Regions from separate parts of the Homo sapiens genome. Here regions 1, 2, 3, 4, 6 and 7 are each linked to region 5. A link is a loop called in an ENCODE intact Hi-C map of the cell type or tissue named here. Cell type or tissue: PC-3. All regions are shown on one strand. Links, peaks and the distances in the headings refer to the core of each region. The heading gives the core; the rest is flanking DNA.

Region 1 (4,353 bases), core at 111-4,110, 380 kb before region 5:
AGATTAGAAGGATGTATATCACAGTGTCTTATATAATATTTATAACATTATATAACAATGTTTTATATAATTTTATAAATATAAAAGATTTTTTCGTTTGTGGAGGTTTCTCCTTTACCTAAGAGTTTTGAGCATTCTGACTACCCTTGAGTTTGTTCAACAGCATGTGGTATGTTAGAAGGAAATCTCACCAGCGTTACGGCAAGATTGGGGGTTAGTTTTTTCTTTTCCTGTGGTCACCTAGACTTTCAGGGTATGGAGTCTCAGAATATGGTGTTCAATGCCCCCAACACTCACGAGCTGTCCAATGAGGAGTCTCAATACTTTTCAGGGTATTGGGGTGGCTTATAGGCCTCTCCCACTTGAGAAACTTTATAACAGTTATTTTTCTTCTTATTAACTCACCCCAAGGGAACAGTATAAAAAGGCAATATAAACTTTGATTTCAATTTAAAAAAATACCTAGAGTAGAAAATTCTGGAAGGATATTAATAGTATTAATAGTGGCAAAACTGCAATTACTTTTGCACCAACCGAATGCTAGGTCCAGTTCTGAGTGTTTTATATGTATCATCTTCTTCAACTTTCTGACTATCCCAGGAGGTGGGCATATAGAAGTGATATAACTCACTTAAATCCACAAGGTAGAGCAATCTACTTGCAGAGCTTATGTTTTAAATAACTCTGTTCTAGTGTATTTCCTCCAACTGTTAACAGTGCTTGTTGGAATGGTTCAATGGTTTAAATTTCTTCTTTTAGACTTTGACATTGTCCAAATTTTCTATATGAAATAATTTGTATTTACAATCAGCTAAATTACACTAGGCCACACAGGATAGTGGTTAAGAGTAAGGAGTCTGGAGCCAGCCTCCCCTAGTTCCAGTCTCAGCTCTTCTTCTTACTACCTGTGTGACCATGAGTGGTTACTTCACCTTTCTGAGCCTCGGTTTCCTCAGTTGAGGCATAGAATAAAAATAGTATCTACCCTATAGGATTGTTGTAAAGACTCAATGAGTTAAACAGAGATAGAAAAAATATGATGTGCCAGACATTGCTCTGGGTACTTTATCTATAGTTAATTAAATATTAGCTGAATAAATGAGTGAGCAGATTGCTGGGACCTCACACAGTCACATTTCACTCAGGCTCTGTAAATGAGGTTGGTCAGAAAGGGTCACCTTGGGTTGATGACAACTCCTCAAAGAGCAGAACACAGAGGTATCTCCCTCATCCCCAGGGTGAGGTTGGATTATGGAGGAGGCCGCCAGACAAGATGAAGGTTGAGTGAGGAGAGATTGAGAAAGCAAACTTTGCAGAGGCCCTTTTCTGAAGATTTCTTTCCTCTGGGCATTGGAGAAGCCTAATTAGAAGCTTAGGGCTGATTAGAAACCCCAGTCAGTGGCAAATCCCTTTGCTCCAGTCTTCTAATTGCCTTCCTGGAGTGAAGGATCCAGTCTAGGATAGGGCAGAGCTCCAGCTCCTATTAATCCAGCTCCCCTGGATGCCAGGCCTGTGAGTTACAGGTGCTGAAGATGTCTATTTATCTGGGCCTCCAAAGCCCCACTTAGACACCACATTCTACCTGCGCTCAGCCCAGCCTTCCAGACTGGGGAAGGACCTTTTGGTCCTGCTGAAGGTGAGCATGGCCATAGTAGATCAGAGAGAAAATGCACTACAGACCAGACTGGAAATGTACTTGATAATCTGAACTTCAGTTTCCTCTAACATAAAATGGGTTTTTCTCTTTGTTTCTTTTTGTTTTGTTTTGTTTTGTTTTTGGTATTTCAGAGAATTTAATAGAGGAGATTGGTTACAGAATGAAAACACTGGAGGAGCAGAAGGGATAGATGAGCTCATGCAGAGATTAGCTGCAGCAGGAGGGCTGAAGGCATAAGGGGAGATGGTGTAACCAGAGTCCAGGCTCTCTGTGCCACAGACAGGCTGCTGCTGGATCTTCTCCCACTCCCTCTGGCGCTCAGGGTGGGGTCAAAGCTACATGTGATTTTCTGGGAGCACAATGTGCTGGGACTTAATACTTTCGCTTCTCCCTTGCAATAATGCGAGGCACTTAGCATCTTTGTGTCTTGGTTTCCTTATCTATAACATGGAACTGATAATGCCTTGCATACCTACTCCACGTGATTGTTTTCAGAATCAGAAGACATAGAAAGGTGAGATCACATGGAAAAGTGGGGAGGCTATTTACATGTAATTAGTTACATTGAGAAAGTGGAAGAGCAAGCAGCAACTCTTATTGAATTTCTAAGAAACTTGTAAAATGCTGGCAGGTGTTGGGAATGATTCAGCATGACGCCATTGACGTTATAGAGAGAGCTAGAAGCAACAGGTAGGGTCTAAAATAGAACAATCTCCTTTGTGGATGAGTAATTTCCCCATTTTTGGAATTGTTCAGTTCTCATAGGTGTAATTGGTCAGAAGGGGTCACTGCTAGCTCCGAGATCAGCCATCAGTGATACCAGAGAGGATATTTCTGCTCTGGGTGGCAGTGAAGCCTCAGATTCCTGCAGTTCAGAGTCCATCAAGCTACTTTCTGTGAGTGCTTGACTGAGCTTAATTGAGATCTCTCATTTAGAAGCTGATTGGCTGAGAAGCTCTAAGGAGGTTAGGGATGAAAGGGCCCCAGCCAGAATTAAGGAGGCCTGATGTCCATGCTCATGCTTTGCAAGGCTTGTTCTACCTAGGAATTTCCATCACTGAGGCTCTTCTCCCTAATCCCCCTTGAAAGAAGAGAATTTCATCTGCTTCCATCAGTGTCTGAGAGGCAGAGAGCACTAGTAGCTCTGGTCATCAGAACAGCTGTGCTAAGACTCTGAAAGGAGGAGCATCCCAGATGGCAGAGACAGCGCCTCACCAGGCTGTAGGAGACCTAGGCTCTAGTCATCCCCAACCTTTCCCATTGGCTCTTTGTATGTGGACAATCCCTCCTCATCTCAGGGACTCTCTTACCTCATCTCTAGGATGGGGCTGATGCTACTTTATCTTCCTGAAGGCAGGTGAGTGGAACTGTGACCTGTGGACTCTAAGTTCCAAGAGTCTACTGCATAGTTAGTCTTGAGAGCAGATGGGTCAGAGTGAGAAGGCACTGGGGAAGGAGAAGTGTAAGAGATTTAGGGTCAGCACTTGAGCAGACTTTATATGCCCTTCTAGAATTTTATTACAGGATTGCAAAATGAGGAAGAACCTCAAGATTCCAACTTTTCGTGTCTTTCTCTGTGACCTCCTGTCTTCAGGCAGGGCATCCATATCCCTATGGCAACTTGGTAAGGGATTTTGTGGTATGGTGGAAAGGGTCTAGGTCCCAATTCTGGCTGCTTTTCTTCCTAGCCATATGACACTTGGACATGTCAATTGACCTTTCTGATTCTCACTTTCTTCATCTGAAAATGGGCTGTATGGAGAATAAATGAAATAATGGGTGCATAATGTTCTAAAATATGGGATTATGGAAGTAATTTGTAATTTTTTGGGAGAGGGAATTCACATCTTCCCTATGTGCAACAGAACCAACCTTTGTTGAACACTCAATATGTCACCTCATTTCATCCCCACAACACTCCTGTGAGTTAAGTGATGTCATACCCATCTTATATATGAAAGAATTGGAATCCAGGGAGTTTAAGCAACTGGCTGGGAATTGACCCTGCTGTGATAGAGCTTCAAAGCATTCGGGCTCCTTGAGACCATGCTGGTTCTGCCTTTCTGCTATTTTCAGTGCAAATGTATTGCCAGAAAATATTTCTCTTATGTCTTTGTGAGTTTTTATTCAACTAGAAAATGGCCAACTAAAGTTTTTTTCCAAACAAGATTTTGAGGGAAACAGACTGCTCTTCAACAGAGGCTCTATTTTCATCTCTCGCTTGAACTACTTATCTACCTGAACACAGACAGCATGTGGGTGGAAGGAGCTGCTCTAGTTTTTCACCATTTAAACATTCTGAGTCCACTGAAGTCCACCCTGACACATTGAATAGCAGCCAAGGCATCTTGTACCTCATTCCTTTTCCCTCTTTCTTCTTTAAGTCAGCACAAGCAGATGATACCAGTTTGATTTTAGTGGCAGAGAGAGAATCACTGTCATCCTTGCCTGTTTAGTTCTATATATTTGTCACTACATCCACAGTGTCCAGAATAGTGCCTGGCACAGAGCAAATAGGCAAAGACTTTATACATCTTTGTTGCATAATTCCAGCCAAGAACACTGGCTACATAACTTTGGGTGCACTGCACAACCTTTATGACTCCCCATTTTTAAATAACTTTAAACCTGACCTGGAGGTTCTAAGTGGATTAGTTTTTTGAGCTATATAAATATTCTTCAGATCCATGGCTATA
Region 2 (4,353 bases), core at 116-4,115, 120 kb before region 5:
TGAGGTGTGGCAACAAAACTAGCATGAATTCATTTTTCCTTCTTCACAGTTTCACAGATAGAAGATTCATTTTTACTGTAGATCTGAGAAACTTCAGCATACAATTTGTTATTTTTCCTTGTTAAGTCAAGAACTTTCACCTTTTTAAGTAAAGGAAGCACTTTATGACTTTGCTTTGGCAAATCTAAATTGCCAGCATCACTATTTTTGCACTTTGTGGCCATTTTTTTAAGTAAAATAAAAATTACTCCAACACAAGCCCTGTGATACTCTGACAGTCGATCTGATAACCAAGAGAGTGACTAAACTACATGCAGGTAGCATATCTGGATAGGTTGGACACAGGGATGATTCAATTTCCAGAAGGAAATTTAATATGTTTGCATTGCAGCTGACCTCAGGTAACCAAACTTCAGAAAGTGAAACACTGGGTGAGGGGGAACTACTGCCTATTGATTATAAAAACTTATCTTGCTTCTTGAAAAGAAGGAAAAGGCATTCCTGAATTGTGAGTCTGCAATCAGAAATTTATCCCTGGAAGAACACATAAATAATATTGGAGAAACTTCTCTCATTTACTGGTTAAAAGATTCCAAGATTCCTGAGGCACAAAGAAAATAGAGACAAGATCCTTAACATGTAACTAGAAAGCCTGGCTTTAAGTCTTATATGTACTGTGGATTTATCTGTGTACACAAAAGAATTATTTATCTTCTATTCAGCTCGGTTTCCTTATTTGTGGAATAAAAATAATAAAATTAAAAATTCCACATACTTTACAGAATTGTGTCTGCCAAATAGCAAATAAAGGTGAGTTTGGAAAGTACTTTAGTAAGGTGTTTTCCTTTCAACATTAAGCAACATAATATTTTTCTTGGGGTGTTTTTCCTGCCTGTGGTTGCAGACCCACTGTAAATGCTCAGTTTGGAGAGAGGCTGCTGTGTAATAAAAGAATTAGCTTAGCGTCATTTCAATAAATGTTGACTGGAGGCTCTGCTCAGAGTTTTGTCTCTTTAAAATAATGTCATGTGGGTTCACAATGGAATTTCAGAGCCTAATGAAGGGGAATCAAGAGAAAATTATATGCGCATGGAGCTCTCTGGGGAATAGGGTTCCTATGAGGGCAATCGCTTCTCCTCATCCTCCTTATCAAGGAACAAGCAATTAAACTGCATGCAGGGACATAGTGAAGTATGTTGTTTAGCACATATGTATATTTGGAGTGTCTACTGTCATTTCTTTTTCCCCCTCATTTTTATTAAGGTCTCATTTATAAAAAATCAAGAGTGGCTTGTTTAATTATTTGTTATGATTATTGATATTTGAAATCTATTTCTGAAATTTTATTTTATATTCTGCCTACCATGTTTTTATTTTGTTTTTCACCTTTCCAATTTTTAGGTGTTACAACTAAATATCGGGCTACTAGAAATTTTAGGAGATTGATAAATAATATCTTTTTTCCTTCCTTTTTATGATGAATAGAAAAATATAACATAGTTGTATAAGGCAGAAGATTAAAATCTGCCTTAATCCTGGTAAGCCATTTCAAAATTTTTTCAGATCTTTAAGCAGAGGGCTTCTTTTATTCTTGGAATTACTTTCCTGCAGCAAACACTGTTAGTACTTTACCCACTCTCCCCTGGTATTCATTGCCCCTGTGATGGCCAAAGCATATTATTAAAAATTATTAATAGTCTGTAATTCTTGAGCTGAGGGCTTATTTTGCAGTACAAATATGATCAGCTCACATGTGAGTCATTTCATTCCTCTGGCAGCTGTCATCAGTAAATGTCAGAGGAAGTAGAGCCAAAAATTCTCCAGATTCCTTACTTTCCAGATGTTATCTGAGGATTCTTTGTACATAGTTCTTAGTACAATGGAACTTCAGATGTCCACAGATGTTACCTATGCACAAGGGAAACCCTGTATTGACTTTTCCTTCTTCTCTCTTTCCTGCTACCTTACCAGTGCTTTCTGCTATTAACCCCCAAATAAACTACTTGGATTTAAACCACTGACTCTGGGTCAGCTTTTAGGGAATCTTATTTAATATGTATCCCGATTGTACATCTCCCCTTTGTGCTTTTGTACCGGCAGGCCCTATCTCATTATCCCTATCAAAACGCAGGACAGAAGAACAGACAGCAATCTTGCTGCAGATAAGCAGGACCAAAAACAGAAAAGCAGAGTTCTAAAACATGTTCTATTTTTTCTTCTAAATTCCCCAATGTAATATATAGCATCTCTTTCCTCTTATTGAAACATTTTCACTGTAATTCTGCACCTGTGAATTGTAAACTTTATTTTTTTGTAAATTTGATAATGTCTTGATTTGCCTTCTTATTCAAATGGTAGTTCATCTGGGTATAGAAATCCGAATTGATATTTATTTTCCTTGAGACTTGAAGAAATCAGTCTACTGTCTGCTGACTTCTACTCTTTTTTCATATAAGAAGACTAATTTCAGGCTAATTATTATTTGTATGTTTGTCTCTCTGACATCTAAAGTTTCTGCTTCTTGTATTTGCACTTTCACAAAAATGTGAATAAATTAATGTATTCATTTATTCTACATGCATTTTTTTCTACCACATGTCAATGCAAATATGCATAAAACCAGAGCAAAAACAGGCTCCCAGGAGGAGTGCTCAGGTGCCCCCCAGTGATGGAGGATAGAGCAGAGTGATCCACAGGGCCTCAGACCAACAGCTCCAGAGCTCAGAGGGGTGAAGCTGGGCTGTATGGCCCTTTTCTCGGGGCCTTGGTCGTGCATGTGGTGCTGGCTGTGGTACGCAGGGACAGGGTGATCCTCAGGCCCCCAGTGGAATGCTTGGGTGTGTGTGGCAATGGTTGCTCAGTGGTCTTGCTGGGTTCTTTTCAGTTCAGTTGGGCAGCATGTGCTTTAGCCCCAGGTGGCGACCGTGGGTCACTATGCACAGAGGCCCTGCTATTGAGGTGACCAGGGTGCAGGATCACTGCCAATGGCTTGTGATTTGGCCCTGGTGGCAGCAGCCAGCAGTGGGACAGTGGTTTTTAATAATGAAAGAAGGAAAACCCAAAGGCTACATATCGTCATTCCATTCATACAACATAGAAATGTAAAAACATCAGTGATTTCCAAGGGTTGGGGGAGTTGGAAGTGGTTGTCTATAAAAAGCATGCAAAGGGAAATTTTAGGATGAATCATATTTTCTATGGTGCTCTGCTGGTGAACATATGCCTGCATTTGTCCAAACTCATAGAACTACACGTAGCAAAGACTGAATGTATCACATACAAATTAAAAATGATCAACCAAGAGTACAGGGGAATTCCAGAATTAAACAGACTGTGAAAAAAATCTAATTTTATTATAAATGTATGACTTTACTTCACTGAAAGGAGATGGGGGTGGGGGGGAAAGCCAAGCTAAGTAATGTGGAAAAACAATGTGCTAACCAGAAGCCCTAAAGCTAAAAATAAATCATACAAAAATACCGTACTTTAATTGCTAAAGTTGTTTCTCATGGAGGTATGGATTAACAATTATAGAACTGGTTTACTCCTATGCTGGAGGTGGAATAAACTGAATTAAAGTCAGAGACATAGGGGAGGAAAAGTTTCCTCAACCCTCCTAGGGTTCCTGGCTAGGTCTGACATAAAACTGACAAAGACAGACTAACAGGGGAAAAGCATAACAGATTAATTTAATCAAAATTCTATGTGACATGGAGCCTTCAGGAATGAAGACTCAAAGAACCAGAGAAAATTGTTTGTTTTTCCAGAAAATTGTTTGTTTTTTTGTTTTCTCATGGAAGCGTGACAGCATGTAGAAATGTGACTGGACAAGGTATATGACCTAATGGTAATAGTGAGAAAACCCAGCAAGGCCTGTCTCTTCAGATTCTTCTTGGCCTCTCTGTTGTAGCATTTCTTCCTTCCATGTATCAGGCAGGACCTCTCTGGAATGAGAGTCAATTATTTTTGTAACTTTTATTGTAGGCTTGGGGGTACATGGGCAAGTTTGTTATATAGGTAAACTTGTGTCATGGGGGTTTGTTGTACAGATTATTTCATCACCTATATGCTAAGGCTAGTTCCCAATAGTTACTTTTTTCTGATCCTCTCCCTCCTTCCATCCTCCACCCTTAAGTAGGCCCCAGTGTCTTTTGTTCCCTTCTTTGTGTCCATGAGTTCCTATCATTTAGCTCCCACCTATTAAGTGAGAACATGCGGTTTTCGCATTCCTTATTCCATAAATGGTGCTGGGTAACAGGTTAGCAATACACAGAAGATTGAAACTGGACCTCTTCCTTGCACCATATACAAACATCTACTGAAGTTGGATTAAATACTTAAATGTAAAATCCT
Region 3 (4,353 bases), core at 106-4,105, 230 kb before region 5:
TATTTGCCAACTACCCCTCTGACAAAGGATTAATCACCAGAATATATAATGAATTCAAACAACACAATAGCAAAAAATCCAATAGTCTGAGTGAAAAAAGGCAAACTATAATTTGGAGATCATGGCAGATGGGAGGCAAGACTAGATTTCAGCTCCCACTCAGACAGACAGGACAGCGTGTGGAGTCTCGCATTGTGAACTTTTTCTCCAGAACGTCTGCAGGAATACACTAGGAAAGCCAAGAGAACCCACAGATCCTCTGAAGGAAGTGGATTGCTCCTGCAGGACCTGGGAGACACCCCAAATACTGTGAGTGCCCAAACTGTGGAAGTGGGAAAGGGAGATCATCTGCCCCTGAACACACACACCCCACTGGGGAATCTGAGGTCTAGATTATGTGAGAAGATTCTGACCTTACTGGGAACGGAGTCAATTTAGAGAGCCAAGCAAAATACAGGGGTAGAGGAAGCAGCAGGAAAATCCCTGTGAGCTTGCTGGGTCCCCTAGCAAGCCATTTCTGCCTCACCTCTCAGGGGTCTTTGAGGAGGGCTGCCAGAGGCACTGGGAAGTGTCCTAGGGAGGAAGAAACCTCCAGCTGAACTTTGTAACAATTTGAACCCATAGAGAAGTCTCCTGGCCAGAACTTTGGGGAGGGCGTGAATCCAGCATGCAGACTCCATAGGCCAGAAAAGAAGGAAAGCCATATTTGCTTTCACAGCTGGGAGGTGGGTGGCCTGGGGCAAGTTATCAGCCCTGCTCACCCACTGCCTGGAAACAGACTCAGTGCTGTTGGCAGGGGCACAGTGGGAGTGACACAGGCCGTTTGGGGTGCATGGGAGCTGGGTGAAGCCTGTGACTGCTGGCTTTCCCCCACTTCCCTGACAACCTGCAGGACACAGTAGAGGCAGCCATAATCCTCCTAGGAACACAACTCCATTGACCTGGGAAGCTTTCCCCTATCTCCCACAGCAGCCACAGCAAGACCCATCCAACTAGAGTCTGAGCTCAGACATGACTAACCCTGCCCCCACCTAATGGTCCTTCTCTACCCACCCTGGTAACTGAAGAAAAAGGTTATATAATCTAGGGAGTTTTAGGGCCCTGTCCACCGCCTGTTCCTCCCCATACTACTACAGCTGATGCTCTCTTGAAAGTGCCACCTCCTGGCAGGAAGCCAACCAGCACAAAATGTGCACTCATCAACCAAAGCTTAGAACCCTCACAGAGTCCACTTCACACCCTTGCTACCTCCACTGAAGCAAGTGTTGAGAGACCCGCAGGTGGTTCACATCACAGGACTCTAAAGACAACCCACAGTACCAGCCCAGAGCCTGGTAGACTTGCTGGGTGGCTAGATCCACAAGAGAGATAACAATCACTACAGCTCAGCTCTCAGGAAGTCACATACCTAGGAAAAGGAGGAGAGTACTACATCAAGGAAACGCCCCGTGGGACAAAAGTATCTGAACAACAGCGTTGAGCACTAGACCTTCCCTCTGACAGAACCTACCCAAATGAGAAGGAACCAGAAAGCCAACTCTGGAAATATGACAAAACAAGGTTCTTTAACACCCTCAAAACACCACACTAGCTCACTAGCAATGGATCCGAACAAAGAAGAAATCCCTGATTTACCTGAAAAAGAATTCAGGTTAGTTATTAAGCTAATGAGGGAGGCAACAGAGAAAGGCAAAGCACAATGTAAGGGAATAAAAAAAAATGATATAAGAAGTGAAGGGAAAAACATTCAGCGAAATAGCATAAATAAAAAATCAAAACTTCAGAAAACAATGGGCACACTTACAGAAATGCAAAATGCTCTGGAAAATCTGAGCAAGATTTCAGGTCCAGGAAGACTGGTGAGCAGGTGTCAGAGAGACTTGGTGGGTTGTCATCAAGTAGGACTACCCTTGAACCTGTGCAAAAGAGACACTAACTTGGTGAGCTCCTTCTCAAAGGAACATATAGGGCCACAGCTGGCTCTTACTCATAAGCACCATCTACTGGTCTTTAGGCCAGACTGCACAGCCCAATATAAAACCTGCCTAGGAAAGTGCATAGCCTAAGACCCTATCCAGCATATTCTACAGTCACACACCCTAGGAAGGGGAGGAAATGTCAAGAAAAAAATATATAAAGAAACAAACAAAAAATCCTATCTGCATGAAAATAATTACGAATATTAGAAGTGTCAGTCTTTCCAGATGAGAGGGAAGAAGTGTAAGAATTCTGAGCTGTGAAAAATCCAAATGTGACGACACTATCAAAGGATCACACTAGCTCTCCAGCAATGGTCCCTACCCAAAATGGAAAGTCAGTAATGACAGATAAAGAATGCAAACAATGAGATATCATCTTACACCAGGCAGAATGGCTATTATTAAAAAGTCAATTTTGGTGAGGATGCAGAGAAAAAGAATGCTTATACACTGTTGGTGGGAATGTAAATTAGTACAACCTCTATGGAAAACAGTATGGAGATTTCTCAAAGAATTAAAAATAGAACTACTATTAGATCCAACAACCCCACTACTGGATATCTACCCAAAAGAAAAGAAATCATCATATGAAAAAGATACCTGCACTCATATATTTATCACAGCACTATTATCAATAGCAAAGATTTGGAATCAACCTAAGTGTCCATCCACAGGTCAATGGATAAAGAAAATGTGGTATATATACACAATGGAATAATATTCAGCCATAAGAAAGGATGAAGTCATGTCTTTTGCAGAACATAGATGGAACTGGAGGCTATTACCTTAAGTGAAACAAATTAGACCCAGAAAGACAAATACCACACGTTCTCACTTATAAGTGGGAGAGAAATAATGTGTACAGTGGGCATACAGTGTTCAATAGCAGACACTGGAGACTTGGAAGGATGGGAGGCTGGAAAGGGGGTGAGGGATAGGAAACTACGTAATGGATAAAATATTATTTGGATGATGGTTACACTGACTGCTCAGACTTTACCACTGCACAACCTACCCATGTAAGAAAACTGCACTTCTACCTGTTGTATTTATACAAATAAAAAAGGAGAAAAAGATTATTTCTTAGTCAAATTACTTGTTTAGGGGCCTTTAAGGAAAACAACTTTGCATCCAACAGTTGGGCTGCACTGTGAAAAAAAAATTATTCTTCAAGGACACAGTTTATAGAAGGCTACAACAAAAGACATTTAAAGGCTATTCTGCTATCTATATTATGATGGAGGTCTTTGCAATCTGTGTCATAATGATTAACTTTGAGAATTTTACTGTAGTCAGTGATACGGTTTGGATCTGTGTCTCATCGAAACTCATGTCAACTTCTAATTCCCAGTGTTGGAAATGGGGCCTGGTGGGAGGTGGTTTGATGATGGAGGGTGGATTTTTCATGAACGTTTAGCAACATCCCCTTGGTGCTGTTCTTGTGAAAGTGAGTGAGTTCCCATGAGACCTGGTTGTTTAAAACAGTGCAGCATCTCCAGTCAATGGAATATTGGAGTATACATGTCAAAATAAAGACCAGTATTACCCTTTAGGAATATTCTTGGTGCTCAAAATAATTTTCCAACAAATACAAAGTTCCCTAAACACCGTCCTCTGAGCCTCCTGTTTCAAGTTTATTCCCATTATGTCTGTCATAGCAAGGTTCAGCCCAAGTCCCAAATTCTTACTGCCCTGGAAAACTGAGACTATATTTATATTTTATATGCAAAAAAGGAGGCTCTGATACCTTGGCTTGGATAAAGGAACAATGGAAGACATTTAATTTTCTTTTGTTACTTTCCTCTGTTACTTTAAAAATAACTCCCTTATTATGGTTTTCCAGAATTTGAAGAAAGCATACATATTCACTCAACATGCCACAAAAATTTCATAGGTTTTGAGCATGTACCTGCCCAGATATTATCTTGCCATATTAAAGTCTGCTAATTTAAAAAATGTTTGTTCTTATTATATTTATCTTTTTCTCATTTTCCTTGGTATAGTAGATCTTTACAATGGAACATATGTTTGATATGTACTCTTTGAGATGTGACTATGACTCTAGGTGATAATTACACAATCTTAAGGTTCACCTATTTAGAGTTTGGTTCACCGTTGACTGATGATTAAACATATTTATATGTAATATGATGTGTCCATCACTGTTCTAAGTTTTGGGGATACAAAGATGAATAAAACAGGCAAGATTCACATTATATCTAGTGAAACAGATGATCAACAGGTTAAATAAGTACATGAGATATTATCAGACAGTGATAAACTCCATGGAGAAAATACAACAAGTTAATGGGATAGAGAATGATTAGAAGAAGAGGCCATGAAAAGCATCTTCTTTGAAGAGGTGACATTTGTG
Region 4 (4,309 bases), core at 1-4,000, 750 kb before region 5:
ATATAAATATAAATATATATATGTATAAACTTCCCCCTGTCTTTCTCTCCTCTCTTTTTTTTAATTTTCTATAATAAAGTTTCCTATTGGATAAGGTCAGCTCCCTGATTTATGCCTGGTTCCTATTGGAAGCTCACAGGGGCTGACATCACTTAGGAAAGCGAAGGGGGTAGGGCTGCCAGATCAGTTTGTCACCACCCAGGCTCCCTTGCCTTTGGCTGGGTGCAACTTCCATTTTAGGTGTTGGATCTGAGGGGGAAAAAAAAGAGAGAGGGAGAGAGAGAGAAAGAAGAGCAGGAAAGATCCCGAAAGGAGGAAGAGGTGGCGAAAAATCAACTGCCCTGCTGGATTTGTCTTTCTCAGCACCTTGGCGAAGCCTTGGGTTTCTTTCTTAAAGGACTGATTTTTAGAACTCCACATTTGAGGTGTGTGGCTTTTGAAGAAAATGTATGTACTGACGGGAAAAGGAGGATAAGCAAGTCGAATTTTTGTCTTACGGTAACCGGAGGGAATTAAAAAACGGGAGAGTCTGTTATGCTGATGAGTAACTTTTAAGCAATTATTTTTCTTTTCTACTTTCAGTACTTTGGCGGGGGAGATTTTGGTATTTTATTATATTTAAAAAGGTAAAATATACAAGACCTAGAAACAAACTTCTAGGTCTCTTTAATACAGGAAGCTGAATAGATCCAGAGGGGTAAGAGCAGGTTTGAAAATTTACATTTTGGTGTGTTCTTTGATTTTATTTATTTATTTTTCTGGATTAAGCTAACATATTTCTGTTTTCAGAGCCCAAATCAAAAGTTGGTTTTTTGGCATGTTGCATGTGGGTTGGGAAAGAAATTTGTCCGTGTCGGAACCCAGTTATACCGATGGTTCTTCATATGTTTAAAACTTTTTTTTTCTTTTATCATTGGATTTGTGGAAGTGGAAAGTTGCAGGGAGCTTTGCAGTGTAAATGGTATTGTTTTTCCCCCAGAGAGTTTGAACGGCCCGTATCGGTTTCAGCCCTGCTGTTCCTGGGTGGATCCCTCTTACTTTTCCAGGTGCGGTGGGTGGGAGCCTCATTCTCCTGCTAGATGTAGTCTCCCTTCTTTGGCTTATAAAAGAAAACAAATGGAACCATGTTAACTGAATTGCCATCTCCTTCTTCCTTCTAAACTACCTTTGATAGCAAAGATTTGTGGAGGTGTTTGTTAAATCTGCAAATACGATAACGTTTGGTTTATGTGTTTAAAGGGATAAGGAAATTCTAATCATGCTTTTTATTTCACCTGAGTAAAGTGGCAACATACCTGAAAATATTTTCAGCTTTTTGCACTCTGAAAGGGCCAAGGGTGGAATAAAATTAGGTTTAGAAAAACCATTTATACAAAGTTTAGTGTTTAAAATACATTTCAGAAAACAAGGGAGATTTTTATTTTTAAACCAACCTGAAAGTTGTTTTTTGGAGTTGAATTTATTGTTTAGTTAATTTACCATGAAATCTGAAATCTCTTAGAGCTGAAGGCCCATGACTGTGCTTTCATATCTTATATTTAATCTTAAGATTTGTTTTGTTTTTGCAAATACATTCTTGCAAAAGTACGGATTCTAGATAATTATATAGCCAACTCATCAGTAGCTGAAAAACTAGGGTATTCTCTTCTCTTTTTGAAAATGTGAATCCGCCTGAAAATTATAGATGCTGTCCTAATTGTAACAAGATGGGCTTTAGTGTGTAAGCTGCTCATTAGCTTTAAACTGGTATGGATCTTTAATAATCTGATTTCGTTCTCCCCTCACCCCCCTGCCACAAATTTTTTTAAGACTAGACTTCCTTGAATTTCTTTTCTAGAATGAGGGTATTTCTTGAAAGACGATTTCATCCTTGTGAAGTTGTGGCTTCAGGAGGAAACAGAACTTTGTTCCTCCTTCAAATACAACCTAGGCAAAGGCTGCAGGAAATTTTTGATGTCTGAATCTCATAATTATAACAAGTACAGTTAAAAAGAAAGAAAAAATACAATGTGTATAGGCTGTTGAACTGTAGTTCTTGTTTAATATTTTCCAAATTTTCTTTCAAATGTTCTCTCTGCCTTGACTCCAGCCTGGGGAGGTTTCTTGGATCTTTAGAGTGTTGGTCATGTTGCTTCCAGAGTGTCTGTTTCCCACTCAACCTTTAGGGGGAGGGATGAGGGAATCTGAAGGAGGAGTACAAAGGCAGTTTGAAAATAGGTTCTGGATGACTGAGTGGTGGTGATTTGGGTCTAGCTTTAAATAGTGGGCTTTGTGTAGCTGAAGTGAGCATCCTAGTTAACCTAGTGTCCAGGACTATTTCCACGAACTAAGGGTTGTTTTGACTGGTGTGTAGTACAGAGCCTTTGGGGTGATAAGATGGAAGATTTGTCTTTTACCTCACCTCCACTGGTTCTTTCAGGAATTATAAGGGATGCAGATAAGTAAATCTTTTATTTTTTAAATTTTTTGTTTTGCTCATTGTCTTGGTTTTGGGGTAAAAAATGATGATAGGTAAGTATGAGCTGTTCAGATATTTCTTTCCTTGTTTGCCTCCTATGTACGGTTGGTTTCTTTGTTATGTGAGTAAGGTAGTGGTCTGTGTTCCAGATTGCGGGGCGGGGGGGCGGTTCTCTTTTAGGTGGTTGGAGTTCTAGTACCTTTCTCAGGGTTCCAGCATGGACAGTCAGAGAAGCTCCAACATGTTCTCTGAGCTAGGGTAAAATTGAGACTATTGGTGATATTAACAAAAAGAAAAGCACTAAGTAATTACAATCCAGCCTTAGGTTTATGAAGTAGCTGCTCTCCAGGGATGAATGAGATAGGATGGATGCAAATAAATTAAGCATAGATCACTATCAATTGGAATAACAAAATGATTAGCTTTGTATAATTTATCTCCTTCTATTTTGGTACCCTGTTAGTAACTGCCAAGGCCCTCATTCCCCCCTACCTCCCCACACCTTGTTTTTAGTGTATTCTAAGCATTTTGCATAAACTATTAATTTCCCACCACTGGTTTTTTTGTTTGTTTTGTTTTTTAAGGAATTTGACCCTCAGAGAAGCTGAGGTTTGGTGAAAATCTCACTGCCTGTAAATGGTTGAGGCCAGGATTAACCCTGGTCTGACTAACTACAAAGTCCATGGACTTAACCACTAATATACTGCCATTCTCCAGAGAGAATGGAAACAACAGCTCGAACTAAAACGAGCCCTTGCTAGAGGCAGGAGTGTTTCATCTTGGCACAGGGGCAGTACTCACTTAAATTTCCAACTCCCTCCAACTCCCCACTACCCTTGTTGGGATAATGTATGCAAAAGATCTATTTTCCATAGAGCCCATGGGGAGCTGGATGTGCTAGAATGGATATTATTTTAATCTTTAGAACGAGAATCTTTCCATATCCATATGCCCACCATTGCTGTCCTAATTTCTTAAACTTCCTGGAATTGTGTCACACGTTGTTTATCAGTAAAATTTCTTCTTCCAGAGAATTTGTTAGGTATGTGGTTTGGAATGATAGGATATCATCAACTTGCAGGGACAGGCTTGTAGGAGGTAGTTCAGATATTCTTGTCTTTCCCTCTAGACTATGAGCAGCTTGGGTGTAGGTACTGTCTTATCTCTGTATCTTTTTAGCACCTGTCTTAGTGTTTGGTACATACTGAGGTGCTCAGTAAGCCTTGGTTAAATAAGGCATTTGATGAGAATCAGTGAGGGACTGATTTGTGGGGAAGGCTTGAAAGGAAGCAAAACAACATAGATTAATCAAATTGCAATGTACTTTTGCAACTTTTACTGTAGTCTGTAGTTTTAACCTTTTATGCGTCTCCTCCCTTAATTTTTTTTTTTTTTTTTTTTTTTGAGACAGGGTCTTGCTCTTGTCATCCAGGCTGGAGTGCAGTGGTGAAATCATGGCTCACTGCAGCCTCAAACTCCTGGGCTCAAGTGGTGCTCCCACCTCAGTCTTCTGAGTAGCTAGGACTATGGGTGCACACCACTATGCTTGGCTAATTTTTGTGTATTTTTGTGGAGATGGGGTCTCTCTATGTAGTCCAGGCTGGTCTCAAACACCTGGGCTCAAGCCATCCTCCTACCTCGGCCTCCTAAAGTGCTGGGATTATAGGTGTGCCCCACCACACCTGGCCCTCCCTTATATTTTTAAGCAAAGTTTCTAGAGATAATGGAGGATTTAAAATTTTAGCTTTTCTTTAATCCTGTTCCTTTCTTGGCAAGTGGTACAAAGAATAGTATAAAAAGTAAGGATCTGGCCTGGTGCGGTGGCTCACGCCTGTGATCCCGGCAGTTTGG
Region 5 (4,353 bases), core at 263-4,262:
CTTGGATTTCAAATAGTAAGAGATTTCCTGAGGCTATGTGATAAAAGTGTAAAGACAGTTCAGCTGCCGCTGCAGTTTGCTTGAGACTGTAAGTGAGCCATATCAAACTGTGTGAAAAGGCTGATATCAGCTAGAAGCTAGTGTCTATGTAGATTTGGGAGCCTCTGAAGGGGGGTTCCCTAAGGTCTCAATTCCAATCCAGGGCTCAGCAACATACAAACAAGCAATCAAAACACCACTTTCCTGAGGGAACTGAAACATTATTATGATATGGAGGTGCCTCAAAGATCCCTTAGGGGCCACAGGGGAGTCCTGGTTCTCCTAGTCACAGGCTAAGATTATTGATGAGCAAATTCTATCAAAAAATGCTTTCAAAGGAGCTTGAGGATCCAGCCACTGCACAATCAGCCCACAGATTTCCTGTGAGTATTGGGAGTTGGCTCTTTATCTAAGACTAAATGGGGAGAAATTTTCAAAATGTCAGATTATAAATGATAAATTGCATCAGAATCTCCATTTTCCCAAACCCAGCTCTGTCTACAGAACTCAGAGTTTCAAAGAGCTCTGTGAATCAAAACACTTCCATGAACTTTTTTCCCAGTCAACTTGGTTTTAAATGAATTTTAACATGGAGCCTACAAGAAGCAAAGGATTTCTTTATTTCAGCTCTTGATACATTTATATGTATATAATATATATTTATATAATATATAATATAGCTTCCTATGTTTCAAGCCCTTCATTCAGTATATATTTGTATGTGTTATTTCACTTAATGTTCATATAACTCTATGAGAAATATATATTTTTTTCAATTTTACAGATGTGAAAACTTCTGTACATACCTAGCACTTAGATCTTTTTCTAATATTATTCTCTAATAAAAGAAACCAGGGCTCCTTCGAGAAATGGCTGGTTCTAGCACTGGAGCAGGGAATATACCAGAGAAGCCTGGAGCATCTTGCAATTCCAGAAAGTGAGGAAATGCTCAAGCCTGTCTGACCCAAATTCTATATATTTATACTCTGTGCTCTACTGCTTCTCTTGGGAATAAATGTGGAAAAGCAGAGGTGCTCTCAGAATCTACAAAACAATATTTCTCTTAGATTCTCACAAATGCATGTTCCACTACAGTCAGTTACAAAAGTAGAGCTTATTTACTCACTTTTTCTTTGCTCTCATGAAAACATTTCCAAGACAAAGCCCCCTGTTAGAATAATTATTTTTAACAAAAGAAGACATACAAAGTGGCCAAGCAAGTGGCAAGCTAGGTGATAGAAGTCCAAGGATATTTTTGCATACTCTTGGAATTTTGTAGCATCTAATCACCTGACCCACATGTCCAACTCTGAAGACTTAGGTTTCTTCCTTATTATTTATTTGACCAATAAAACAACCAAGGAAAAAACTAGAGAAAGAAAGAGGGAAAAACGGGATAAGACAGATAAAGAGAGAAAGGAAAGAAAAGAAAGAGGGGAGGGAAGGGGAGAGAAGAGGAAGAAAGGGAGAGGAACAAGATGAGGAAAGAAGAGAAAACTTCACCTGTAGCATCAAGACTCTAACCACTGAGACAATCTAGCCTATATATCTGGCTTTATAAAATAATTTAGTACTCTTCTTTATCAGTGTTTAATATTCTAAAAAATTAAATAGATAAAAATGAAGACTATCAACATGGTGAAGTGGGGTGGTTCTTGGTTTTGGCAAGTAAGAGGCCTAGAATTAGCCACTTATGAATGGATAATAGATGAATCATTAATCTTTTTGAACCTCATCATTTCTTAATGGCACCCAATATATCCTCTTTCTTTTCCCTCCAAAGACTCTTAATTCCTGGGAAATACTTCTGCTTTTCCACTTTGATGCCTCCAGTGTCTTCACTGTTTGGTCTCCTCACAAGATCAGGTTGACTCTTCACCTCCAAACAGTTACAGCTTGGGGTTTTAAAAAAACTAAAAGGCAGAAAAGGGCCAATTCTGACTTTTGGATTACTTCAAGGCCAGATACCAGGATCTGTCCATCCATATTTGAGTTAATGCTGCCATCTTGAGGCTATCCCAAGCTTTTCACCTAAGGAGCCGTTCCCAGCGGTGGGGCTGGCAAAATGAAGACTTGTCTTTCTTGCCGCAATGACAAGTGAGTTCATACAGGAAAAATGCTTTGGAATTACAGGAAGAATCAAGAAACTACCCATCTGCCTAAAAGGTTAATTTCATGGCCACATAGAATGGTAGCACCTCTTAGGACCCTGGAGATCTCCTACGTGTTATGGTACACCAGGCACCGCAGCCTACAGGTGAGACTTACAGTCCTGGAGCCAAATGCATGGGTTCAAATCCCAGCTCTCCCTTCTAGTTCCTGGAGGGACTCTTGCAAGTCACTTAGTCTCTCCATTCCTCTATTTCTCATTATGGGACTGTTGAGAATTAAAGTTAATCAACATAAAGTACAAATAAACTTTGGAGATACTGGGGGTTTGGTTTCAGACTACTCCAATAAAATGAATATCACGATAGAGCAAGTCACACAATTTTTTTTTTGCTTCCTAGTGCATATAAAAGTTATGTTTACACTATACTGGGTCTACTAGCATTATGTCCAAAAAATGTACATAATTTAAAATACTTTATTGCTAAAAAATGATGATGATCACCTGAGCCTTCAGTGAGTTGTAATTTTTTCTTTTGCCGGTGAGGGGCCTTGATGGCTGCTGACTGATCAGGATGATGCTTGCTGAAGGTTGAGGTGGTTGTGGCAATCTCCTAAAATAAACCAACAGTGAAGATTGCTGCATCGATTGACTGACTTTCTTTTCTTTTTTTTTTTTTTGAGATGGAGTCTCTCTCTGTTGCCCAGACTGTAGTGCAGTGGCGCAATCTTGACTCACTGCAACCTCCACCTCCCAGGTTCAAGATATTCTCATACTTCAGCCCCCTGAGTAGCTGGGATTACCGGCAAACGCCACCAGGCCTGGCTAGTTTTTGTATTTTTAGTAGAGATGGGGTTTCACCATGTTTGCCAGACTTGCCAGGCTGGTCTGGAACTACTGACCTCAAGTGATCCACCCACCTCGGCCTCCCAAAGTGCTGGGATTACAAGCATGAGCCATCGTGCCTGGCTGATTGACTTTCTTTCATGAAAAATTCCTCTGTAGCATGAACTGTTGTTGATAGCATTTGACCTACAGTAGAACTTCTTTCAAAATTGTATTAAGTCCTCTCAAACCTTCCCAGTGCTTTATCAACTAACTTTATGGAATACTTGAAATCCTTTGTTGTCATTTCAACAATGTTCACAGCCTCTTCCCCCAGAGTAGATTCTATCTCAAGAAACCACTTTATTTTCTCATTCATAAGAAGCATTTCCTCATCTGTTCAAGTTTTGTCATGAGATTGCAGCAGTTCAGTCACATCTTTAGGCTTTACTTCTAATTCTAGTTCTCTTGCTATTTCCACCACATCTGCAGTTACTCCCTCCACTGAGGTCTTGAATCCTTCAAAGTCATCCAAGAGAGTTGAAATCAATTTCTTCCAAACTCTTGTTAATGTTAATTACATGAATTCATGAGTCACAAAAGTTTTTAGTGGTATCTAGAATGGTGAATCCTTCCAGAGGTTTTCAATTTACTTCACTAGATCCATCAGAGGAATCACAATCTATTGCAGTTATAGCCTTACGAAATGTATTTTCTAAACAATAGGACTTGAAAGTCAAAATTACTCCTTGAACCATGGGCTGCAGAATGGATATTGTATTACCAGGCATGAAAACCACATTCATCTCCTTGTCCATCTCCATAAAAGCTTTGAGTGACCAGGTACATTTGTGAATGAGCAGTAATATTTTGAAAAAAATATTTTTTCTAAGTAGTAGGTCTCAATAGTGCGCTTAAAATATTCAATAAACCATGCTATAATCTAGTCTTTTCCGTTTATAGAGCACACGCAGAGTAGATTTAGCATAATTCTTAAGGGTCTTAGAATTTGCAAAATGATAAATGAACATTGGCTTCAATTTAAACTTACCAGCTTCATTAGCCCCTAACAATAGAGTCAGCCTGTTTGTGGAAGCTTTGAAGCCAGGCATCAATTTCTCCTTCCTAGCTATGAAAGTCCTAGATGGCATTTCTTTCAATATAACGGTGTTTTGTTTGCATTAACAATTTATCGTTAGGCTGGGCATGGTGGCTTATGCCTGTAATTCCAGCATTTTGGGATGCTGAGGTAGGCGGGTCACCTGAGGTTAGGAGTTTGAGACCAGCCTGGGCAACATGGTGAAACCCCATCCCTTTCCAAAAAAAAATTAAAAAAGGAAAAGAAAAATTAGCAGGGTGTGGTAATCCCAGCTACTCAG
Region 6 (4,353 bases), core at 146-4,145, 690 kb before region 5:
CTCCTGACCTCAGGTGATCCATCCACCTAGGCCTCCCAAAGTGCTGGGATTACAGGCATAAGCCACCATGCCTGGCCCATCCAGGTTATTCTGATGTATGTGGTCAGTTAACTGTGACTTAAGGGACTGATCTAGTGACTTGCTTAAGGTTATAGCCTCAAAGTGGAACCCAGGATTACTGGCTTCAACTCCACTGGCAGTAATACTAGCATGGTGAATGTAGACAATATGATGTGGTGATCACCATTTTAAGAGAGCATTCATAGAGGAAACTTTATCTCAAAGGAATGCATTGCTTTCAATAGAGTTTGAGATAATGGTAAGTGATAGGTTGGTGTGTGGTATCTGGGTAGGAGAAGCTTCTCATCCTGAAAATCATATGTAGGTAATGCTCAGGTTGCTGAGGCAGGAAGCTAGCCCTTAATTTGGGGTCCTGTAGGTCACAGAGAATCCCCTGGAATTGCCGACTTTGACTTAAGTGTCACTTCTAGCTACAAAGGGTATCTCAACTGGCGAGCAAGTGGCCCCATTGGCTAAAGCCAAGGAGACCACATCTGGAAACTTAAATCACTCTGGTAGCTTCCAGAAAGAGCTACCTCAGGAAAGCTCAAAAAAGAAACAAGATAATTGTTAGGAACAATTTTTTTTCACACAGCTTTAAGACTGTTCTGTTGCCTGTGTCACTTAAAGCATTAGTTCTTCAACTGATCCATCCAGGATTTAGAGACAGACATGGATGAAGAGAAAGCTGGAGGAGGTAAGATAGGTTGATTGGTCTGCATCATTTTAACCTGACATTTTTCTCCTTTTATGCAGTGTAAAATGACCATGGATAGCTATCCATGAATGGACTAAGAGCTTTACACTTGTTATAATTGTAGGAGCTATAAGCATGTGGCAACTAGCTTTAAAATTTTTTTTTACCTGAGAAAAAGTGCTATACTTATCTCCATATACTACTTTATTTTTTAAAAAAGACAGGTTATTCCACTTTTATTGAGGACACAAAAGTATTACTACCCTGCTGTCTTTTCCCCCAGTATCTCTAGTGCTAATGGACAGTGCCATAAGACATTTATGCCTGAGGAAAAAGAAATATGGGATATTTGTGGTGATGTTCCAGTCAATTACCCAATTTTTGTCTTCACCTCAATTCTTTTTTTTTTTTTTTTTGAGGTGAAGTTTCGCTCTTGTTGCCCAGGCTGGAGTGCAATGGCATAATCTTGGCTCACTGCAACCTCCGCCTCTTAGGTTCAAGCAATTCTCCTGCCTCAGCCTCTGGAGTAGCTGGGATTACAGGCATGCGCCACCACGCCTGGCTAATTTTGTATTTGTAGTAGAGACGGGGTTTCTTCAGGTTGGTCAGGTTGGTCTTGAACTCCCAACCTCAGGTGATCTGCCTGCCTCGGCCTCCCAAAGTGTAGTGATTACAGGCGTGAGCCACCATGCCTGGCTCACCTCAATTCTTCTTTTCCTTCCACCTTAAAGGCAGGCTTAGCTTTGGTCTTACAGTTCACGCGTTGGCAGAATCGGGGCAGGGGGAGTGCGTTGGTGTGCGTATTTGAAACTAATTCAGGGCTCTGTTTTTGGCAGTATGCTGGATTAGATAATTCTGAAAAGTCCTTTCAGCAGAAGCAACCAAGATACTGGGTAAATATATTTATAAAAAATACTTTTAAACATATTGCTGAGCAGGCACGAAAGTAAGGAACCTACGGCTCTTCAAAATGAAGCAAAAGCTGGAATCCTAGGAAGTAACTGCCAAAGCCAGCTTTTCCTCAGAATTTTTGCCAAATTCAGCAGACCATAACCTTCTATTTTAGTGATTACACAAAGTATGGGCAACAGGAAATGAGAAATCTAGTAGGTTCCCTCATAAAGCTGGACACCCTCAGTGTAAAGGTGAACAAGAAATAAACACTCCATAGAAGGGCGCAGCAAGGAACTCATTTGTCTCAACCTTAGTGGCACATGGAAACTATAGAATATTTTCCCTGATGATTTATAACCACAAATGGCCTTCTATGGGCTTTCAGTCCAAACTTAGGCTACCTGTGTGGTCCAAAAAGCTTAACTGGGGAATTTAAAGTGGTACTCATTTGTTTATGCTTCCAGGTGATTTTCAGAAGCAAATGCAATTCCTCTAAGGCCTCAGAACAATTCCCATAGATATACTTTCAAGGCAAATGAGTGCTCTTGCCCAAAAATTATAAACTGAACAAAGAAATAAGGCACAATGAGTGAAAAGACAGACACAGAAGCTGATCTTTTAAATACTTCAGATGTTGGCATTGTTGCACAGACTATAATGAAATAACGATTAATGAACTTTTTGAATTAGTGGAAAAACCTTTTTGAATTAGAAGTGAAAAATACAAATTTGAGGTAAGAAGTCAATGCATGGATTAAATAGATTAGACAAATTGAAGGAGGATTTGTGAATTGGAAGATAAGAAATTATACAGAATGCACTCCAGATAGAGAATGGAAAATAGGCAAGAGGTTGAGACAACAATGGAATAAGATCTAATAAACATTATTTGGAACATCAGGAGATAGGAGGAGGCAATATTCAAAGAGAAATTTTTTAGGGTTGGATGAAAGGCACCAAACCTCAGACTTAGGGAGCCCAGTGAATCTCAAGCAAGATAAACCAACTTACCTAGTACATCAGGGTGAGATGCAGAAAACCAAAGAAAAGATTGTGGGCATCTGGAGAGAAAATACAGACTACCTGTAGAAAACCAGCCAGATGGTGACTTCTGTGTCAACAATGAAAGCCAGGAAACAGTGAAATTTATCTTCATCATGTTAAGAGAAAAAGGAACTTATTATGAAAGCTTACCTGAGGTGACACTTTTTAAAAAGCTACTAAAAACATTTTCCGACAAAAGCAGAGTTTCCACTTACAAAAGGATGTCCTTGAGGTGGAAGGAAAATGATCTCAGATGGAGAATCAGATGCAAGAAGGAACACTGAACGAAATTGCTAAAGCCTTCACTGTAAGAGGAGTGTGTAATTTATGGGAGAGAAATACAGACTAGAATTAAAATGCTGGACAACAATAGCATGTAAAGTTGAGGGAGCAATTACAACACTAATTTTCGGGTTCTTCAGGAGGAAAGTAAAGATACTGATAAGACTTGAAAAACTAAATAGATTGGTACAGAAGTAATTGCATTGAAATGGCAAAAACTGCAATGACTTTTGCACCAACCTAATACATATTAGCTGGAATAACCACTAAAGAATGAATATAGGACATATAACTTCCAAACAAGTAGAGAGGGAAGAAAGCAAAAGGAGTATGGGCAAGGTTAGTACTGGTGCTGCATCTGATGGAACAAGCTGAGCCTGCAGGGCAGTGGTGGTAGGTAGTGGTGAAGCCCCCACCTTTATATCACAGCACTGGGTATAGCGTGTGGCAAGTTAAGTAGATGTGTGCAGCAAAGAGCAGAGTGAAGAACAAGAATAGGGACAAAGGGAATAGCTCCAAGACAATTTCTATAAAAGCAAAGTTAAAAATTGGCTGGTAAGTGAGTTGGTCAGCCTGGCTTAAAGACACAGTCAGTACAAATGCTTTCATATTTTGCTGATGAAATTGCAAAGTCTTCTGTAATCCCAGCACTTTGGCAGGCCGAGGTGGGCGGATCACGAGGTCAGGAGATCGAGACCATCCTGGCTAATGCAGTGAAACCCCATCTCTACTAAAAATACAAAAAATTAGCTGGGCGTGGTGGTGGGCGCCTGTAGTCCCAGCTACTCGGGAGGCTGAGGCAGGAGAATGGCGTGAACCCGGGAGGCGGAAGTTGCAGTGAGCCGAGATCATGCCACTGCACTCCAGCGTGGGCGACAGAGCAAGACTCTGTCTCAAAAAAAAAAAAAAAAAAAATTGCAAAGTCTTACTTGTCTGAGTATCCTCCCCATATCCTAAAAGGGTTTGACCCAGAGTAGGGCTGGACTGAAGCTGGAGGCTACCCTTTGACATGAAGATGTTATCATTTTTAGGTACCACTGGCTTTAGAGTAGGAGAGGTCACAGGGAAGCATTGGGCTATTCAAGCTCATCTCTGGGTCATCATTTCCTGGGCACTAAGAAGGGCTTACTCAGGGGCATTGATTCAATTTTGAATTGGTAGTGCATTACAATGTCACACATTTGCAACAGACATTTCTCTGTCCCTTATGGTGCACTTAAAGCATATCTATACTAGTGAAACAAGCTTAGATTTATATATGGGATCAAGATGTACTATCTACTGTCTTATTCAAATGCCTTTTGCTTTAATCTTTTATTTATTATTTATCATTTTTATTTTTTGAGACGGAGTCTTGCTCTGTCACCCAGGCTGGA
Region 7 (4,353 bases), core at 201-4,200, 710 kb before region 5:
AAATGCCTTGGTGCTCATTTTCCTCATATATTAGGTAGCTTTGGTTAAGAGTGAACAGGGCTGGGCCCAGGGGTAGAGGCCCCATTATCTAAGACTGAGTCACTCACCTTTCAGGTGTCTTGGATAGCTAATCCAACTCCCATGTGACTCATTTTTATTCCTACAGGAGCACCAGACCTCGGCTGGTGCAACCTAGAGCAGTGGTAGATAACAGCCTTCATTGAAGCAGTCTGTCCAGGGTGTTGGCTCTACTGCAAGTCTGCTTTTTCTGACTTCCTCATTAGTAAAGAGTGATTGGACCCAGATGGGTGTGGGTGGCCAGGTCATTCTCTGCCATCCCTAGTTGTGCTAGTTCACATAGAGTTTTGGGCCTGGTTCTTGGGTTTGTTCCAGGGTAGCACTGGACTTGGAAACCTGCTTGACTAGCAAGCATATTTGCTGCTTCCTGTTCCAGGCTAGAAGAGTAATACAAGGTCAAACTTAAACAGTGAGGCAGTGATTAGTGGAAAAAGCACTGAACCCTGAGACCTTGGTTCTAGTTGTGCCTTTGCCACTAGCTAAGTAGCCTCAAGCAAGTCATTTGGTCTTCCCAGGCACAGCTTTGTTTCTTGTAAAACAAAGGAAAGAATGTCCAATCCACTGCCTTTGTATAGAAAAGGATATAGGATAGAGTTATCTGGAAATTTTGGTTATGGTAATTGTTCTTATAATTTTGTATATTAATAATAGAGGTTAAACATGTTCAATACAGAGCCTGAAAAACCCAGAAAAGCATTACCATCTATTGATAAAGAACCACTGTTAACATTTTGGTGCATATCCTTTGAGTTTTTTTAATTATACATGTAACTATATCCTATTTTCCCTCTACTAAAATGGAATCTTAACATACTGCTTAATAGCCTACTTTTAAGCTATCTAAGCTATTCATTTTGTTTCCGTGTTTTTTTTTTTTTTTTTTTTTTTTTTGAGATGGAGTCTTGCTCTGTCACCCAGGCTGGAGAGCAGTGGTGCGATCTGGTATTATACCCAGGAGGCTTTTTGTTCCATGCATGGTATTTTATAATGTTAGTAAATACTTTTCCTTAATTTTATAGTAAGCAGAAAATTTTTATGGTTGGGGTGGATGCAAAAGTGATACATAATAGTTTAGAAGACAACCAATTTTGTTTTACCAGCTGTTTGGGCATTTTTAGTACCCCCTTCTTGATTTGAAGGGTTTAATCTTGACCTTTTTTTTTTTTTCTTCGAAATAGAGTCTCGCTCTGTCACTTAGGCTGGAGTGCAGTGGCACAATCTCAGTTCACTGCAACCTCCACCTCTTGGGTTCAAGCGATTCTCTTGCCTCCGCCTCCCAAGTAGCTGGGATTACAGGTGCCCACCACCATGCCCAGCTAATTTTTGTATTTTTAGTAGAGATGGTGTTTTTCCATGTTGGCCATGCTGGTCTCGAACTTCTGACCTCAGGTAATCCGCCCACTGCAGCCTCCCAAAGTGCTGGGATTACAGATGTGAGCCACCATGCCTGGTCCTGTTTCCGTGTTATTTTAAGACCATCTTGGTCATGGTTTACTAAATGCTTTGTCCATCTGAATCACTGTTGCATAGTTGATGTTGATACCTGTGAGGCAGGCCTTCTGCTCAGGGCAACCTTGAGTATTTGTTGACAGTGGGAGTGGTTTTGTAGAACAAACAATGGCTTATTTGGAGAGCTCCACACAATAGATTATCCTCTCCTGTGGGAGCCAGAAAGAGATGAGCTCACAGATAATGGGTTTCTTCCTTCCTGGTAGTTACGAATAAATAATAGTGTGACAGACTCACCCTCTAGTGGTTGTTGGTAGTACTGAAACAGGAAGAATTGTCTCCTGGTTTGATTTTTCTTACTTTCAATTGCTTTCTCTGTTCCTAGTGGCTGGGCTTCCCAAATGTGATGTTGGTGAATAGGCTTCATTTTGAAAGAGCTGGAGGTATTGTCTTTAGAAATTGGAGGATGGAATCTTACCTCTTAACACATTTGTTGAGTAGCAGACATGACCTTGGAATGACTGTGAAAATTACTTTTCAAGTTTATACCTCATCAGTACCAAAGCCAGATCCTCCTGTGATGTAGCAGGAAGCCCTTTATTAGTTTTTCTCTATCAATCCATCTTTTATAATTTCCAAAATAGGATAAGGAGAAGCTTAAATATGAAATGTATTTAAAGGTCTTATCCTACCAGTTGTTTCCTGTGTGTAAATGCCTAATTTCCTGTTTGGTTAAGGAACTGTTCTCAGACTTCTGTGGCATTGAGTCAGTTGCTTTGGTTAATTCTGTTCTCTGAGAGTTTATCCTGATCTCTACCTAGACAAGTTAATAACTGTCAGATATCATTCAAATAAATGATAAGTAGTAAGGATTTGGTTCTTTCTTTTTGATTAGCCTTTCCTGAATGCTTGTTACTTTCTAAGCCTGCAGACTTCAAAGAAAAAAATGTAGTTTTAATTAAATTGCAGGTGTTTTTAAAATTATTACCTTTTATTTTTACTAACCCATTGAGGAAAATTGATCAGTATATTATTCATGCAAAGGAGAGATAAGATGAGCACACTGAAACTCCAGTTAATCCTCCTTTGCAGATGAGGGTAATGGGAATGTCCAGGAAGCTAGCCATAATGACTTGATGTATTCTCTTGGTTCTTCCAAAACTTCTCAGGAGCTATGAAGACATGATTGGTGAGGAGGTGCCATCGGATCAATACTACTGGGCTCCTTTGGCCCAGCATGAGCGAGGAAGTTTAGCAAGCTTGGATAGCCTGCGCAAAGGAGGGCCTCCACCTCCTAATTGGAGACAGCCAGAGCTGCCAGAGGTGATCGCCATGCTTGGATTCCGCTTGGATGCTGTCAAGTCCAATGCAGCTGCATACCTGCAACACTTATGCTACCGCAATGACAAGGTGAAGACTGACGTGCGGAAGCTCAAGGGCATCCCAGTACTGGTGGGATTGTTAGACCATCCCAAAAAGGAAGTGCACCTTGGAGCCTGTGGAGCTCTCAAGAATATCTCTTTTGGACGTGACCAGGATAACAAGATTGCCATAAAAAACTGTGATGGTGTGCCTGCCCTTGTGCGATTGCTTCGAAAGGCTCGTGATATGGACCTTACTGAAGTTATTACCGGTGAGTTCTAGGCCTAAGGAAAATTGCTAAGTCAGTGTTACTCTCTAGTGATGTTGAGAACTAGAGGGATTTCCAGACCTTTTACTTTTGATGAAAGGTTGTGAACTGGTGGCTGTGGGTCAAATCCATCTCACAGATTTGTTTGGATCACACAGCATTATTGAAATTTTAAAGAACTGGTTGCTGATGTTTAAAATTCAGAAGATTTCACTTAAAATTCCAGATTCTTGGCTTCTATTAAAAACGTGGAAGAGTTGTTAACAATGGATCTCTTTTCTTCCTTAGCAGTATTTGGTCTGAACTGATTGGAGCATGTGCTCTCTAATTTACACTAATCTCCAACACATTCTATTATCTGACCAACTACAGCTGTTTAGGAAGTTGTTTCCCAAACATGGAGCTGTCAACTGCTATTTTTTCACATGCTTGTAATTTCTTTTAATTATCTTCCTCTCTTGACTCACCGGCTTGACCCATATAGACATTTAAGCTTGTGGTTCTTGCTTTATTTAGAGCAGTAGTTTTTCAGATTGTGGGTTGTGATCTATTTGTGTGATCCGTTAGTGAATAAAACAAAATTTTGTGGAGCATAATCAGCATTCCAAGGGAAAGGAATAAAGAAAAAGTAGTATAGACCATTGTTTCTCAGTTGTGGGCCATTTTGCCTGCCCTGCCCTGAGGACATTTGGACATTTGCAGTGTTGGAGATATTTTTGGTTGTTATAACTTGGAACAGGGGAGAGGGAGTGCTACTGGCATCTAGTGAGTAAAGGCCAGGGGTACTGGTAAACATCCAACAATAGACAAGACAGCTCCTCATAACAAAGAATCATCTGGCCGAAAATGTCAGTGGTGCTGAGGTTGAAAAACTCTGGTATAGACAGATCGGAGAGCATTGAGCATTGCTTATAGTTTTGTTTGTTTTTTTTGAGATGGAGTCTCGCTCTGTCACCCAGGCTGGAGTGCAGTGGCACAATCTCAGCTCACCGCAAGCTCCGCCTCATGGGTTCACGCCATTCTCCTGCCTCAGCCTCCCAAGTAGCTGGGACTACAGGTGCCCGCCACCACGCCCGGCTAATTTTTTGTATTTTTAGTGTTAGCCAGGATGGTCTTGATCTCCCAACCTTGTGATCCGCCCGCCTTGGCCTCCCAAATTGCTGGGATTACAGGCGTGAGCCACCACACCCAGCCTG

What was found. Peaks named below come from ENCODE experiments on the same cell type or tissue, not always from the same donor. Only the 100,000 strongest peaks of a DNase experiment are listed, where the experiment ranks them.
Region 1: it touches region 5 in a loop (6-fold over the local background); 6 of 110 quality-filtered maps call a loop at or near these places.
Region 2: it touches region 5 in a loop (7-fold over the local background); 3 of 110 quality-filtered maps call a loop at or near these places.
Region 3: it touches region 5 in a loop (2.9-fold over the local background); 8 of 110 quality-filtered maps call a loop at or near these places.
Region 4: a loop joins it to region 5, with 5 times the contacts of the local background. A loop is called at or near these places in 17 of 110 quality-filtered maps.
Region 6: it touches region 5 in a loop (7-fold over the local background); 29 of 110 quality-filtered maps call a loop at or near these places.
Region 7: it touches region 5 in a loop (7-fold over the local background); 32 of 110 quality-filtered maps call a loop at or near these places.

Annotation. Positions count from the first base shown.
Region 1 is chr11:58,131,472-58,135,824 of GRCh38, forward strand. The region is part of intron 2 of OR9Q1 (olfactory receptor family 9 subfamily Q member 1); the gene reads left to right. Among named protein-coding and RNA genes, the nearest start is that of OR9I1, 8.1 kb to the left of the region's middle. In PC-3, for the core only: CTCF peaks have their summits at 2,461 (motif pointing right) and 2,719; a DNase peak (open chromatin) is centred at 2,340.
Region 2 is chr11:58,392,596-58,396,948 of GRCh38, forward strand. No RefSeq gene overlaps it. Among named protein-coding and RNA genes, the nearest start is that of OR5B3, 12 kb to the right of the region's middle. In PC-3, for the core only: no CTCF peak of the experiment used is centred there; DNase peaks (open chromatin) are centred at 396 and 1,826; H3K4me3 peaks cover 1,520 bases; H3K27ac peaks cover 3,039 bases.
Region 3 is chr11:58,284,460-58,288,812 of GRCh38, forward strand. No RefSeq gene overlaps it. Among named protein-coding and RNA genes, the nearest start is that of OR10W1, 18 kb to the left of the region's middle. In PC-3, for the core only: a CTCF peak has its summit at 2,010 (motif pointing left); a DNase peak (open chromatin) is centred at 2,002.
Region 4 is chr11:57,761,622-57,765,930 of GRCh38, forward strand. It overlaps CTNND1 (catenin delta 1), which reads left to right and starts at 181. Exons shown (of 21, transcript NM_001085458.2): 1 at 181-498. The region is part of intron 2 of TMX2-CTNND1 (TMX2-CTNND1 readthrough (NMD candidate)); the gene reads left to right. In PC-3, for the core only: a CTCF peak has its summit at 2,179; DNase peaks (open chromatin) are centred at 180 and 2,160; H3K4me3 peaks cover 3,837 bases; H3K27ac peaks cover 1,368 bases.
Region 5 is chr11:58,511,898-58,516,250 of GRCh38, forward strand. LOC105369313 (a long non-coding RNA gene) reads right to left here and starts at 2,828. Exons shown (of 5, transcript XR_007062673.1): 1 at 2,654-2,828. In PC-3, for the core only: CTCF peaks have their summits at 2,057 (motif pointing left) and 2,257; a DNase peak (open chromatin) is centred at 2,074.
Region 6 is chr11:57,820,680-57,825,032 of GRCh38, forward strand. No RefSeq gene overlaps it. Among named protein-coding and RNA genes, the nearest start is that of CTNND1, 61 kb to the left of the region's middle. In PC-3, for the core only: no CTCF peak of the experiment used is centred there; no DNase peak of the experiment used is centred there.
Region 7 is chr11:57,799,037-57,803,389 of GRCh38, forward strand. CTNND1 (catenin delta 1) reads left to right here. Exons shown (of 21, transcript NM_001085458.2): 7 at 2,697-3,160. It overlaps TMX2-CTNND1 (TMX2-CTNND1 readthrough (NMD candidate)), which reads left to right. Exons shown (of 21, transcript NR_037646.1): 8 at 2,697-3,160. Among named protein-coding and RNA genes, the nearest start is that of CTNND1, 39 kb to the left of the region's middle. RefSeq lists an enhancer at 1,477-1,716. In PC-3, for the core only: a CTCF peak has its summit at 1,846; DNase peaks (open chromatin) are centred at 245 and 1,705; H3K4me3 peaks cover 847 bases; H3K27ac peaks cover 2,093 bases.